2 separate regions of the Homo sapiens genome follow, and region 1 is linked to region 2. A link is an interaction called in ENCODE POLR2A ChIA-PET data of the cell type or tissue named here. Cell type or tissue: PC-3. All regions are shown on one strand. Links, peaks and the distances in the headings refer to the core of each region. The heading gives the core; the rest is flanking DNA.

Region 1 (4,801 bases), core at 2,302-4,801, 730 kb before region 2:
GCCAGGAAGTAGTGGAGTTAGGATTCAAACCCAGCTGAGGCTGGGGGTAGGTGGGTTCAGAGCTCACAACTCTTAACCCCCTCTTATCAGGGGGTCCTAGTAGGGGGATCTGTCTCCATGCACACATGAGTGGTTCCCAGGGCTCCCCTGGGGAAACACAACTGCACAGATCACACCCACCCCAGCACAGCTCCCACCTGCTCCAACCTGCCTCAGGGCCTTGGTACTTGCTGTTCCTACAGCCTGAAATTCGCTTCCCACACATCTCAAGGCTGCCTCTCTCATCCCTTGGGTGTCAGCTCAAATGGTTCTTCCTCAGAGAAGTCTTCCCAGCCAAAATAGCCCTCTCACCCCTTGCCTGTCTGTCCCATCGCCCTCTCTGTCTTTTCTCTGTAGCACTTATCCCCGCGGAAAGCATCCTGCCTGCTGGCTTGCGTTTTACTATCTTCTCCCACTACAATGTCAGCTGCAGGAACGTAGGAACCTATTCACTGCGGCAGCCTCTACAACAATTCCTCTCTGGCATGGATATTTGTTGAATGAAAAGAAATGAATGAACAATCATTGACACATGCAGACGTGGCCAGAAGTCATCTGGGTCACGCTGGCAAGCAGGATACACGCAGACAGCCAGGTCTGGGTCCCCATCACCGGGAGCGTCACACCCATGCACGCCTTTATTCAGATGCATTCTGAGCTGAGTCTAGCACGGGCCTGCAGGATGGGAGGCAAAGTGGCTTGTGTTCCAAGCTGGTGGCAGGATTAGGGGGGCGGGGATGGTGACAGGTTTATTTGTGTGCCTGGTGTGTGTGTGTGTGTGTGTGTGTGTGTTTGCCTGCATGTGCGGGTCAGAAGGATCGCTTACCTTCAGATCAGTAGGGAATTCCTCCCTCTTCACCAGTCCTGTGGCTGCTGCGATGTTCCCTGCCCCAGAGAACACAGCTCCTCCCAGATGTGAGGCCTGTTCCTTGGTTTTTTCAGCCACTGGAGCAGGGAGGGGGTTGAGGAAGGGGTTTGGGAGCCAGGGGGAAACACCGATGCCCTGCCTTGTAGTATCCCAGGGCCTGCCCTCCCCACGGAGCATTCCCGCAGAAGCCTTGGGAGTCTCCCCCGCCCCCGCCCTCTGGTTCCCGGCCAGATCATCCGCCTAAGTGAGAGAAGGGCTGGTGCCAGGGCTGGGCTAGTACCTGAAGCCACACCTTGTACCACACCTTCTCGGGTCTTGCTTCCTGCAGGGAGAAAAAGCGGCACATTTAAGGACTCTGCGCTGAGGGAACAGAAACTCCAGCACAGCATGGTGATTACAGAGTGGGCATCCTGGCCCCGTCACTGCCTCCTTGGGTCCCCACATCCTACAACCTGCACCCCCATGTTAACCCCCGTCTTATCACTGCACTGGGCCCCACACCTCTGTCTGCAAGGGTTGCAGTTCTCTCCCACCTGATGCGATACCCCACCCCTCTAGTGGATGTTGGCTGAGGGCCAGTGCTGTGTCAAGTCCTCTGCCTGCCCCGCTGCACTTCACTTTTCCCCAGCCCTGGGAGGCGGGTGCTGTTATTGTCCCCGTTTCACGGATGGAAGCTCAGTGTGGGTTCCACCACTAGGAAGTGGCTGAACTGACATTCAAGTTCAGGCCTTTCTGACCCTAAAACTTTAGCTACCAACCACTCTCACAGCACGTAGCCCAGGATAGGAGGCAGGTGGGGGTGGGAGTAGGGGTGGAGCTGGGAGGCCACAAAGCCATGTATTTTGAAAGGTTCCCCTCGTGCCCCATGCACCACTGCCCATAGCCCACTGCCCCACTCCATTTCCTCTAAAGATTCTCTTCTCCTAGCGAGGGTGCAAACCCCTTCTTCTGGCCAAAGTAGGGGGTGTCAGGCTCAGGGTGGGTCTAAAGGTGATGTGCAGATTGTAACTGGCACCCGTGGCATTGGCTGGGCCTTCCTCGGAGGGTAGCAACTTGATAACTTCAAAATGTCTGGGGGCCGCTGGGAAGGCCAGAGGGCCTGATCTGGGCTGGAGGATGAGAGACGGAAACGGGGTGGGGAGTATCCCGTCTGACAATTTGGCAACACAGACAACAGTGATGGAGCCAGAACTGGGTGTCTAGGCAGACTGAGCCCGGCGGGGGGGTGGGGGAAGAGGCTGGTGTGGGAAGACAGGGTTCTCAGGGCGAAGGCCAACCAGCACCCAGAGACAGGAGGGGCAGGCTGCATGCTCCCCTTTCACTCCTCCCACAAAACATCAGCTTCCACCTACTCTGTGCCAGGCCCTGGGCCAATCGCTCACTGTCTGAAGTGGGTAAGAGAAGAACAGATTCAGTTCCTGGACCTCAAGTAGTGGGGAGAGGACTTCCAGCCTCCAAGGACTGACTATGTGAGGAGGGAAGGGACACTGCCTAGGCCTTGAGAAATGGGGAACAGATGGACATCAGAAAGGAGACTGCAGAGGGTATCCCAGGCCCAGGGACCCACACAGACAAGGCAGAGCAATGTGCTTTCAGGACAGTCCATGTGCCAGGAGCCATGGGTGTGGTGGGAAATGTAGACTGAGGCAGGACCATGAAGGGCACTGAATGCCAGGGTACAGGGAGCCGAGGCTTTAACTTGTAGGAACTGGGGTCCATCAGGGGCTCCCAGGCAGAGGCAGGAGCAGGAAGTGCCAATCTAAGGGGAAGAGCAGCATGGCTTGGAGGGGCCAAGTCTATTATCAGAGAGAGAGTGTCAGAGAGCCAGAGGCCAGCAGGAATGAAAGACCCTGGGGAGGAGGCAGGAGGGAGGCCAGAGCTGGGATCAAGCAGCCATGCACTTTAGCCTTCTCCCGGTCTCCATTGCCACCACCCTCGCCCCTGCCACCCTCATCCTGTGGCCTCATCAGGCCTCCCTGCAGTTTTTCTGTCCCCAGAGGCCCAAGTGACCGTTCTAAACTAATCACATCATGGCAGTCCCTTGCTTACAGTCTCTCGTGGCCATGATAACAACGTTTTGCCCTGGCCTGCAAAGGGCCCTCGTGAACTGTCTCCTGCCCATCGCTCTGACCTCACCTCCTACCACTACTTCCTGCCCTGCCCCCAGCTCACCCCAGGGCCTTTGCACCTGGCTTTTCTGCAGCCCTGCCCCCCTCTTATTACTCAGGGATGAGGCATTCTCTTCAGGGAGCCACTGGATGTCAACTCGCACTGCTGAAATGCTCTGTATCACCATCAGGAGATCAGGAACCATTCTTTCCTGTTCACTGTGAAACCCCAGCATCTGCAGGATGCCTGGCACATAGTAAGTGGACACAAAATATTTTTCAAATGGCCACAATCCAAATATGCCACGACCCTGGGCAAGTTATCCAACCCTGGCCTTTCTTCTGATACCAGCCAGTGGTTGCAAGGAAAGTGGACGGGGAAGAGAGCTGGCAAAGGTAAAACCACAAGAGTTGTGATGCAGGTGGACCTGGAACGCAACTCAACTCGGCCTTGGAGGTGCTGGAGGGAGGCGCCACAAGGGGAGGGGTGGGGCTTCAGAATCTATAAAGCTCCGTTCAAACCCCAGCTTCAGCATTTACCAGCTGCTGACCTTGGGCAAGGTACTTAGATCTCTGGGAAGCCCAGTTTCCCTTACCTGTAGAATGGGCCGAAGCATTACATGAGGAAATGGATGTTATGACATTTTACCCAGTACTTGGCATACAGAAAGTGTTCAACACCAGATAACTATTAATAATGGTAAAAAAGATAAGAAAAAGGAGGCTGTCTGCTTTCATCACTGCACTGGTCCCTGGCCTTTCAGCTGGAGCCCCCCACCTCATCAGCCCGCCCCGTGTCCCCATTTCCGGATACAGACCCAGGCTTCTATGGGCTGGCTATGTCCCCTATGACCCCTGCTGACCTCGCCCCATCTGCTGACTCATATTCTCCTGCCCAGAACCCCCCTCCCCGGGACCCGGCCCCAGCTCCACACTGTCGGGGGACCCCCAGCCCTGCAGCCCCAGAAACCCCGCCCCTTACCCACCGACGTAGAGGACGCCCTCCTTGGTCTTCTCCGCCGCCTCGGTGACCCCCTGCTTGGTTTTCTCCGCGGCTGCCACAACGCCCTCCTTGGCCATGGACAGGCCCTTCATGAACACGTCCATCCTGGCGGCCTGGGGAGGGCGATACACGGGCACCGGTGCACTGGCCCCGCACTCTCACCCCAGCCCCTCCCGCGGGACGCAGATGCCCCCCTACTCCCGAGACCGCGGCGCCCTTCTGGACCCTGAGCCCCCTCCCGCTTTCCCCCCATCCCACCCCACTCCCCAGTGCGAAGCCTCAGGGCCGCGGAGAGTCCTAGCGTCCTTGAAACCTGGGGACGCGGGAGGGGCCACTGCCTCGGTTATCCGGGCCCTGCAAACTGCAGCCCCGTCGAACCGGAGTGCTGGGTTCGGCGCGAATATCCAGGACCCGCCTGTACACGCACGGCACAGTCACACGGTCATGCACACAAACATACACCACGGACAAGCTCACGTGCACACACAGGACACGCAGACGCTCCAACGCGCACGAATACCCCGACCCACATGGGCGCGGACACACGTCCCCACAGCCGCCCGGGCAGCTGCAAACACCGGAGCATACTCACATACTCCGGGGTGCACACTGACGCGCATCCCCCGGGTCTCCCTCCATTTTCCATCCCCTTCCCCAGCTCCCTCCTGTCGCCCCAGTCCCCTCTCCATCCTCATCCCGTTCCCCATCCCCGGCGCGCGGCCGCCTCACCTGGATGCGGGGCCGGGGCTGGGGATGGAGCGGCGGCTGCGGCGGGCGGACGCG
Region 2 (8,184 bases), core at 1,379-3,878:
AGGTACTCCACCACTCTCATGGCATGGAGAAGACTAGATAAGGGCTAAGAGATGGGAACAGCCAGGGCTAGCTGTGGTGAAGATGTGGTCAGAGCTAGAACTGGCATCCATGGTGGAGAGAAGGGAAGAGGTGTCTCTGCAGGAGAGTATGAACTTCAAAGGGAGTCCCAGGCAGAGACTGTGACTGTCCTTTGGCAGGAAGAAGATGAGCTGTGGGCATCTGTGGTGGCCAAAGCCCAGTTCCAGGCACCCCAAGCACACTCACAGCTTAGCAGATCTCTAAGAGGATGTATAGCCTTGGGCAACTCACTTCTCTCTGAGCCTCAGTTTCCTGATCTGTGAAATGGTAATAATAAGCACCATTCACAAAGTGGTTGTGAGGACTAGGACTGTAAAGCCACCTAGGAAATGGCCCAGATCCATGGCACAGCAGACAGGAAGTCTTCACCCATATCACACACCCTACAACCCCCACAGGCACATTGAAACAGTCACACACCTTATTAAGACCACCATTGGCAATGGTCCAGGCCCAAAAGCAACCTCCACCGTAACCCCTTTCACACATCAAGTCTGACTGAATCTCTCTGTCTGTGTGGCCTGAAGCAAGGTGTCTGGAGAGAGGTGAGGCAGTGCTGGGAGAAGAAGTGTGTTAACTAGGGCAGTGCTAGCTGCTATAACAAATAGGCCCTAATGTATATAATGACCTGAAAATTTTTTTGATGTTTCTTTTTTTTTTAACTATTTTTACAAGGTTTGTGCATCTGTCAGGAGGCTCAAAAAATTTTACTTCCCACTTACATAATGGTCTGAAGCTGGTTTCCAGGTTGATGGGTGGCTTGCCTTCAGGCACTGATACACAGACCCTGCTTTTTCCTTCTTGTGGTTCCACAATCCCCTGGGCCTCCTCATCTTCTCTATCCATCCAGCTGAAGGAGAAAGAGGGAGGGTGCAGGGCACACACTTACTTCTTCAAAGCCTTGGCTCAAAAATGACACATGTCATCCCACACATTTTCAATTGGCAAGAAGTGGTCACATGTCCACATCTGACTGCAAGGGAACCTGGGAAAGTAAAGTTAGCCACGTGCCCAGGAAAAAAGGACATGAATTTGTGGTGAAGAGCTATTCAGTTTCTGCCACTGAAGAGTTCAGGTCACAGCCCTAGAAGGGGCAGTGGGGCAGAGGGTAGAATATGGAGAAGTGGCTATCACCTTGTCCCTGCAGAAAGACTAGCTGAGGCTGGACACGATGGCTCACACTTGTAATCCCAGCACTTTGGGAGGCTAAGGTGGGTGGATTGCTTGAGCCCAGGAGTTTGAGACCAGTCTGGGCAACATAGGAGACATCTCTACAAAAAAAAAAATTACACAGTCACGTTGACATGCACCTGTGGTCCCAGCTACTTGGAAGGCTGAGGTGGGAGGATTGCTTGAGCCCAGGAGGTCAGGGCTGCAGTGAGCCTAGATCCTGCCACTACACTCCAGCCTGGGTGAGTAACAGAGCAGGACTCTGTCTCAAAAAAAAAAAAAAAAAAGTAAAGAAAAGAAAAGAAAGAAAAAGAGAGAAAGAGGAGCTCAAATCAGAATGGTGGGCAAGTTGAGGGGTCTTAGTGAGCCCACGCTTAGAAGAAAATATAAGTCCTTGCAGTGGGGACACGCATGTGTGAGAAAGAGGCAAACCAAGGACCCTAGCTAAAATTTTTAAAACTGGAGTTCATCTGGGGCCAGGTCAGGGCCGAGGGCAGGATGCCCACCCTTCAGCCAACACTACATGCTATCAAATTAAGTTTATATCCCCCAAAATTCATACGTTGAAACACTAACCTGCAAGGTGTTATTTGGAGACAGGGCCTTTGAGAGGTAATTGGGTCATGAAAGAGAACCCCTTAGGGTGGGATTAGGAATTAGTGCCCTTATAAAAAGAGACAGGAGGGAGCTGGCTTCCTTTATCTCCACTTGCTATCGTGAGGGCATGGCAAAAAGACAGCTGTCTGCAAACCAGGAAGAGGGCCCTCTCTAGATACCAGATGTGCCAGCGGCTTGCCCTTGGACATCTCAGCCTCCAGAAGTGTGAGAAATACTTATTTGTTGTTTAACCCACCTGGTCTATGGTATTTTTGCTATAGCAGCCTGAGTTGACTAAGGCAGGATTTCTGAGTGAGTATGAATGCGCTCAAGTCTTTGGCCACAGATATAGGTGATCCAGTCCCCTACCTAGGTAGGTGAGCGTGTGCATCATATCTGCTTACACATATGTCACTGGAGTGTCGGAATACATATGTCCTATGTTCAGGTGTGCCTGTCACATGCACCTCTTCAGGGGACTGTGCATGCACATGACTATACACCCAAGTCCCCCTTGTAAGGGAGAGCCCATGTGTTTATGACACGCATACCTGAATGTCTGTGTGTGCACAGCCATGCGGGCAAGTTATCCATCTGTCTGCACACCTGGCCACATGCATGGAAGGAGCCTGTAGGTGTCTGGGGCTAGAGGTACCCTGCATATGTGCAGCTGCCGGGGAGAGGGGTACTGAGCACATGTTTGTCTGGCACACAGTAGGTATGAGGTAAGTGTGTGCCGAGTAAAGTACACGTGTGGATACACAGGTCCCAGTGCACGTGTGTGCATGTCCACAGGAACGCCCCCAGGGTGGACAAAGGTGCCTAGGTATGTTTACTCGTGTGCTGTGAGCCCAGGCATGAACTTAGAGCTCCCTGGTCCTGGCCAGACCAGGCTGGGCTCCTTGCTGGGCACACGGAAGCCTCTGCCTTGTGTTGGTGCCCGTGCGGGATGCTGCCAGGAGTGTGTTGGTGGCGTGTGTGTGCGTGAACGTGTGTGTGTGTGCGCGTGTGTGTGTAGGAAGAGGCGTTCGCTCTCTTAGACCTTGCTTCTTTCTGTGGTTTGGTTTCTATAGAGACACTTCCTGTGGCAGAGAAAAGAGGTAGTGAGCGGTGTTTCAGGATGTGAGGGCCCGCAGGAGCCGAGTCAGGCTCTCTCCACTGCCTGCCCGCCACCGTGCAAGCTCTGGCCGGCGCTGCCCACAGTCCCCATGGTGGGCAGCCCCCGCGGCGGGGACCCCTGATCGGCAGCGGCATGCCAGGGAAGCCCAAGCACCTGGGCGTCCCCAACGGGCGCATGGTGAGTGTGGGCTCCGGGCCAGGGCCACGAGGAGGGGGTGGGCACACCCAGGGTGGAGCCCAGGAGGCACACCCGGCAGGGCCAGGCAAGAGCCCACGGGCTGCCAGCAGGCGAGAGAAGTTGGGTACAGACAGCAGCAGGTGGTAGGACCTGGTGCTCTCACCCCTAGACCCTTCCAGATGGCCCAGCCGGGAGCCTGGTACAACCCTGGCAGTGAGGCCAGAGCGGGCACAGGCTTCTGGTCCAGCCCCCACCACTCCCTCACCTGCTGCATCTGGGGCTGCATCCCAGGGTCTCAGGGACACTCGATGTGCTCCTTGCCCCCTGCCCATCCCCACAGTGGCTCAAGCCCCTACATCCCGCTCAGCCTGAGTCCTCCCCTCCTCACCCCCTGCTCCAGGTGCCCAAGGTCATGTTAGTGGCAGCTCTTGCTGGGTCGGTGTCCTCCAGCCGGAGCTACTCCAGAGGCTTCCTGCCAGAACTAGCATTGTTTGGGCAGCCCGGGATGGGGCAGCAGGGTCAGACTAGGTTGATGCAGCTTCTGCCTGTTCTATTCCTGAGCTTCCAGGAAGGGCTGAGCACTAAGATCCCCCTGGCTGCAGCTGCCCCACCCCTTAACCCTCTCCCTGGCTGCTTAGCCCCAGATCAGAGCTGCCCTCAGAGGATCTGGCTCTTCTCATTCATTCAGCAGATGGGGCAAGCTGTGCTGGGCCTCCCTTCTCTCCCTAGGGTTCCCCCCTCACTTGGAAGAGTCCCTCTTAACAACCTCAGGAAGGCCAGTGTCCTGGCCCACCACCAGGCCCCAGCCTAGTATCACGGGCCAAAGCCAGTGGCTCTATAGAGACCTGGGTTCCAGTCCTGGTTCTATTCTCTCTTACTGGAGGGAGGGTCCTCGCCAGCTCTCAGTTTCCTCATCCCTAAAATGAGGAGGTTGGAATGAATTTCAAGGCTTGTTGAGATGATAGAGTGAAATAATGCATATGAGGCCTTTGACCCATTGTGGGGGCTGCATAATTGTCAGCCCAGTGCCCCCTACATTTTCAGCCCCAATTCAAAGATCTCCTGCCTCACCAAGAAGCTGAGGCAGCCCCATCACCACTCCTGCCCCTTAGTTCCCAAAACCTGCCTCTACCTCTTCTTCTTCCAGCATCTCTTTCCTGCCCAGCCCCGGGCTGGCCGGCTGGGAGAGAGGCCACCCTTCAAAGCCAGCTCAGCCCCCCATCTCACTGTCTGCAGTACCGACCCCACAACGAAAGTGCAAAAAGAAAACCCACCTCCCTTGCATTCCCATGTCACAGGCATGACACTTCGCTCGTCCTTGCCTAGGCGACCGGGCCAGGAAGCCAAGGAGGCTAACCCCAGGCCCACCCTGGGAGGGCAACTGGATTGATGCTTCTGGGACAGTGCCTAGAACTACAGGGCAGCAGAGGGGGCCCAGAGACAGACCCAGCCCCTGCCCCTTCTGTGTCAGCCTGTGACTTCTCTACTCAAAAGTCACCTAGAGCAGGGAGGGTGCCCCAAGGTCTGCCCCCAGTTCCATCAAGCCCACAGACGCCCCGGCTCCTCTCAGAACTGTCACACACAGGTTTATCTTTGCCCTTCCTGGGCCTGTTCCAAACTCTCTGTGCCACCTCTTAGAATCCCGAGGGTCACAGATTGGCTGCCTGCTGGTCACTGAGTAGCTTCCCGTGGCCCTGCACAGCTAGGGCAGGGAGGGCCAGACAGGCACTGGGATCTGAGGTGCGGATGTGGATGGAGGGGCGCCTGGGGGACAGGTATGTCTGGTCCCTCCATGAGTTACCTCCCAAGGGAGGCTCAGAGAAGTAAATGCTGTGCCGAGGTCAGCCAGAGAGTAGAGCGTCAGCATCTGAACCCCCAGAACTGCCTGGCCCCAGTCCTCCCCTACCTCTCCTCTCACCACCATCATTCCCTGCTGTGGAAGCTTCAGTTGTCAGCCTTGCCTCTCTGCCATTCAGCTTGTCAGGCAGTTGCAAGGAAACCTGTCACTTGGAGACATCTCCCAGCCCCCTTCCTAGGGATGTCTTCACACAGCCTCTTTACCTTTTCATTTGTTCATGTACTTATTCACTCATTCATTCAACAACCCCTCCTTAGTGCCTGCTTGGTGCTGCCACTGCCCCTATCCTAGACACTCCCGACCCAGGCCCATCAGCCCTAGTCCCTGCCCCCTAGTCTGGCAAGGCACAAAAGACACAGGTGAAAATACCAGGCAGTGGCTCAAGCCTGGAATCCCAGCACTTTGGAAGGCCAATGCAGGAGGATCGCTTGAGCCCAGGAGTTTGAGACCAGCCTGGGCAACATAGTGAGGACCCATCTTCTTTTTAATTAGCTGGGCATGGTGGTATGCACCTGTAGTCCCAGCTACTGGGAAACTGAGGTGGGAGGATCGTTTGACCCCAGGAGGTAAAGGCTGCAGTGAGCTGTGATCACACTCAGACTGCACTGCAGTCTGGGTGAAAGAGCAAGATCCTATATTAAAAAAAAAAAAAAAAAAAAAAAAGATGGAAGGAAGGGAGGGAGGGAGGGAAGGAGGGAGAGAGGAGGCAGGCACAGTTGCTCACGCCTCTAATCCCAGCACTTTAGGAGGCCGAGGCGGGCAGATCATGAGGCCAAGAGATCGAGACCATCCTGGCCAATATGGTGAAACCCCTTCTCTACTAAAGATACAAAAAATTAGCTGGGCGTGGTGGTATGTGCCTGTAGTCCCAGCTACTTGGGAGGCTAAGGCAGGAGAATTGCTTGAACCTGGGAGGCAGAGGTTGCAGTGAGCCGAGTTCGTGCTACTGCACTCCAGCCTGGCGACAGAGCAAGACTCTCCACTAGCTCCATGCACCGTGTTGTAGGAGACGGTCCCTAAAGGGTCTGCAAGCTGGAGGAGGGAGGGCACGGCATAGGCCTGGCTGTGGGCAAACACAGGGACAGGGCCCTAGGGGAGGCTGAGAGTTAAGCCTGGAGGGGCAGTTAGCCTGTCCTGTCCTGTCAGAGGGCCTAGTTAGTCTTCCCCTCCTGGCAGGAAGACCTGCAAGGCAAAGCCCATGCAGCTCTCTCTTTGTCCCTCGCGTCCAGCTCAGGGCACTCGAGTTCAGGGTGGCCTTATACAGGGGCAAGGCCAGGGGTCATCTCCACAGGCTGGTTCAAGTTGAAGGGACCAGACACCCAGATTCTGTGTGGACATCTCCAGACAGGGTCTTGCAGCCCCTCAAGCTAGGATGAAATCCTCAAGAGGATGGTAGAGGGTGCCCAGCATAGAAGATGCTCAGAAAATTGGCCCTCCTTCAAGGTCTGATCCCTCTAGAGGGCACAGTTCAAGAGGAGCCCCTGAGCAGGTCATGCCAGATTAGACTTGCCCACCTGTGCCCCAAGGGCTGAGGCCCTGGGCCTCCAAGCTTCCTTGGTCCACAAAGGGAGTCAGCTTGGGTAGAGGGTGGGGAGGCCTCAGGCTCCAGAATCAGGCAAACTTGAGTTCTAATCTCAGTTCTGCCACATCTCAGCTGCATGGCTTCTTTGGGCCTCAGTTTCCTCATCTGTAAAATGGGGGTAATAATACCTGCCACACAAGATACCCGTAAAGATGGAGGGAGGACATGAATGTGTGCTGCCAGAGGGTGCCTGCCACACAGTCAAAGCTCAGGAAATTGGGGCCTTACTCTCACCTTAGCATTTTCAGGTGCCAGCAGCTCCCCCAGGACCAAATTCCTAAGAAAAAAATATGACCGGCCGAGGTCCAAGCCTGGGTCCGTGTGTCACTGGCCACCACACCCTTCCTTGCCCTTTCTTCCCCTTTTTCTCCATTCACTCACCACTTCTTCTCAAGCAGGCTGAAGCAGGGGAGGCCAGCCCTGCTCAACACAACTTCCCCAGGCCCTGCAGTGGCAGCCAGGGCAGGCCAGAGCCCCTGCAGGGCCCCTGCACACCTGCACCTCACTCCGCTGTGGGGTGCTGCTCTGATTGTGGCATGCCTGGTGCTTTCACTCATGGGGCCTCATTCAAGCTTCACAGCAGCCTCAGGAAATTGGGAGTGCTGAGCCCCATGCTACCCAGGGAAAACTGAAGCTCAGAGAAGTTACTTGTTCCCGAATAGCAGAGCTGGAATTGGATTCCACCCCCACTCCCACCCATCTCCAGATTTCTGTCCCTACTCAATTTCAGCTCCAGCTATGCTATCAACAACTGTCAGGGCAAGAGAGGCTCAGGATGGAGAGCTACAGGTGGCATTCAGGGGCTGAGAGTCCCTAGTGAAGGGGTGCCAAGGCCAGGGTCCTGATGGCTGCTTGGGAGCACGAGGCAAAGACGGTGCTTCTTGAGGAGGGAGTTCAGATCTGACCCCTCCCACCAACCAGGCCAGCACTCCAGGGGTGACCAGACTGGCAGGGAGAGAGGCCGGGACATGGGTGGATAAGCACGTGGTGGGAAGGGGCATTCAAGGGGCCTGGTGTTTGGGGACGACTAATGTCAACGGGCAGAGATCGGGGAGCAATTCCAAGCGAAGAGCAGGAGCAGATACCCAGGCACTGGCAATGGCAAAGCCGGAAGCAGGGGTGTGGGGAAAATAGAAAAGTTCGGTGAAGTGTAGGGTGGAGGTGAGGGGGAGGAAAATGGGTGAGGCTGAAGGGGGTTCATTAGTCAGGCCCAGGTAGGGTTTTAGCCGTAACCTGGCAACCGCAACGTGCCTCCGGGGGCAGGGAAAGGGCCCGGGTTGGCACCGTGGGGAGGGGTGGGGCCTGGGGAGGATCTAGCAGGCAGCCCCACTTAACGACATTCAGTTAAGCAGAACGTGGAAAATAAACCTGTGAGGGCCAAACAAAATTGAAGTGCTGGCTGGCGCCAGCTCCAGCGCCTATCACCCCTGACTCGGGGTTAGAGGGCAGGACAGAGGCTCAGGGTGTGCGCGAGGAGGGCAGGGCCAAGCAGCCCAGCGGAGGGGGGCGAGTCCGGGTGATTCTCGGGGATCTGGGGGAGGGCGATGACTGCGTCTCCGAGGCTGGGAACACCGTGGCGGTGCAGCCGGGGGAGGAGGAGC

What was found. ChIA-PET counts read pairs that join two places held together with the same protein. Peaks named below come from ENCODE experiments on the same cell type or tissue, not always from the same donor. Only the 100,000 strongest peaks of a DNase experiment are listed, where the experiment ranks them.
Region 1: POLR2A ChIA-PET joins it to region 2 with 7 read pairs; 1 of 35 experiments calls an interaction of 5 or more read pairs at or near these places.

Annotation. Positions count from the first base shown.
Region 1 is chr5:176,625,533-176,630,333 of GRCh38, forward strand. SNCB (synuclein beta) reads right to left here. Exons shown (of 6, transcript NM_003085.5): 1 at 4,748-4,801; 2 at 4,002-4,131; 3 at 1,188-1,229; 4 at 866-984. The coding sequence starts at 4,122. MIR4281 (microRNA 4281) reads right to left here and starts at 3,968; the gene lies at 3,907-3,968. In PC-3, for the core only: no CTCF peak of the experiment used is centred there; no DNase peak of the experiment used is centred there; H3K4me3 peaks cover 710 bases; H3K27me3 peaks cover 678 bases.
Region 2 is chr5:177,354,927-177,363,110 of GRCh38, forward strand. It overlaps RGS14 (regulator of G protein signaling 14), which reads left to right and starts at 2,998. Exons shown (of 15, transcript NM_006480.5): 1 at 2,998-3,143. The coding sequence starts at 3,099. RefSeq lists enhancers at 2,872-2,921, 3,050-3,550, 6,974-7,123 and a silencer at 3,022-3,251. In PC-3, for the core only: no CTCF peak of the experiment used is centred there; a DNase peak (open chromatin) is centred at 2,935; H3K4me3 peaks cover 1,431 bases.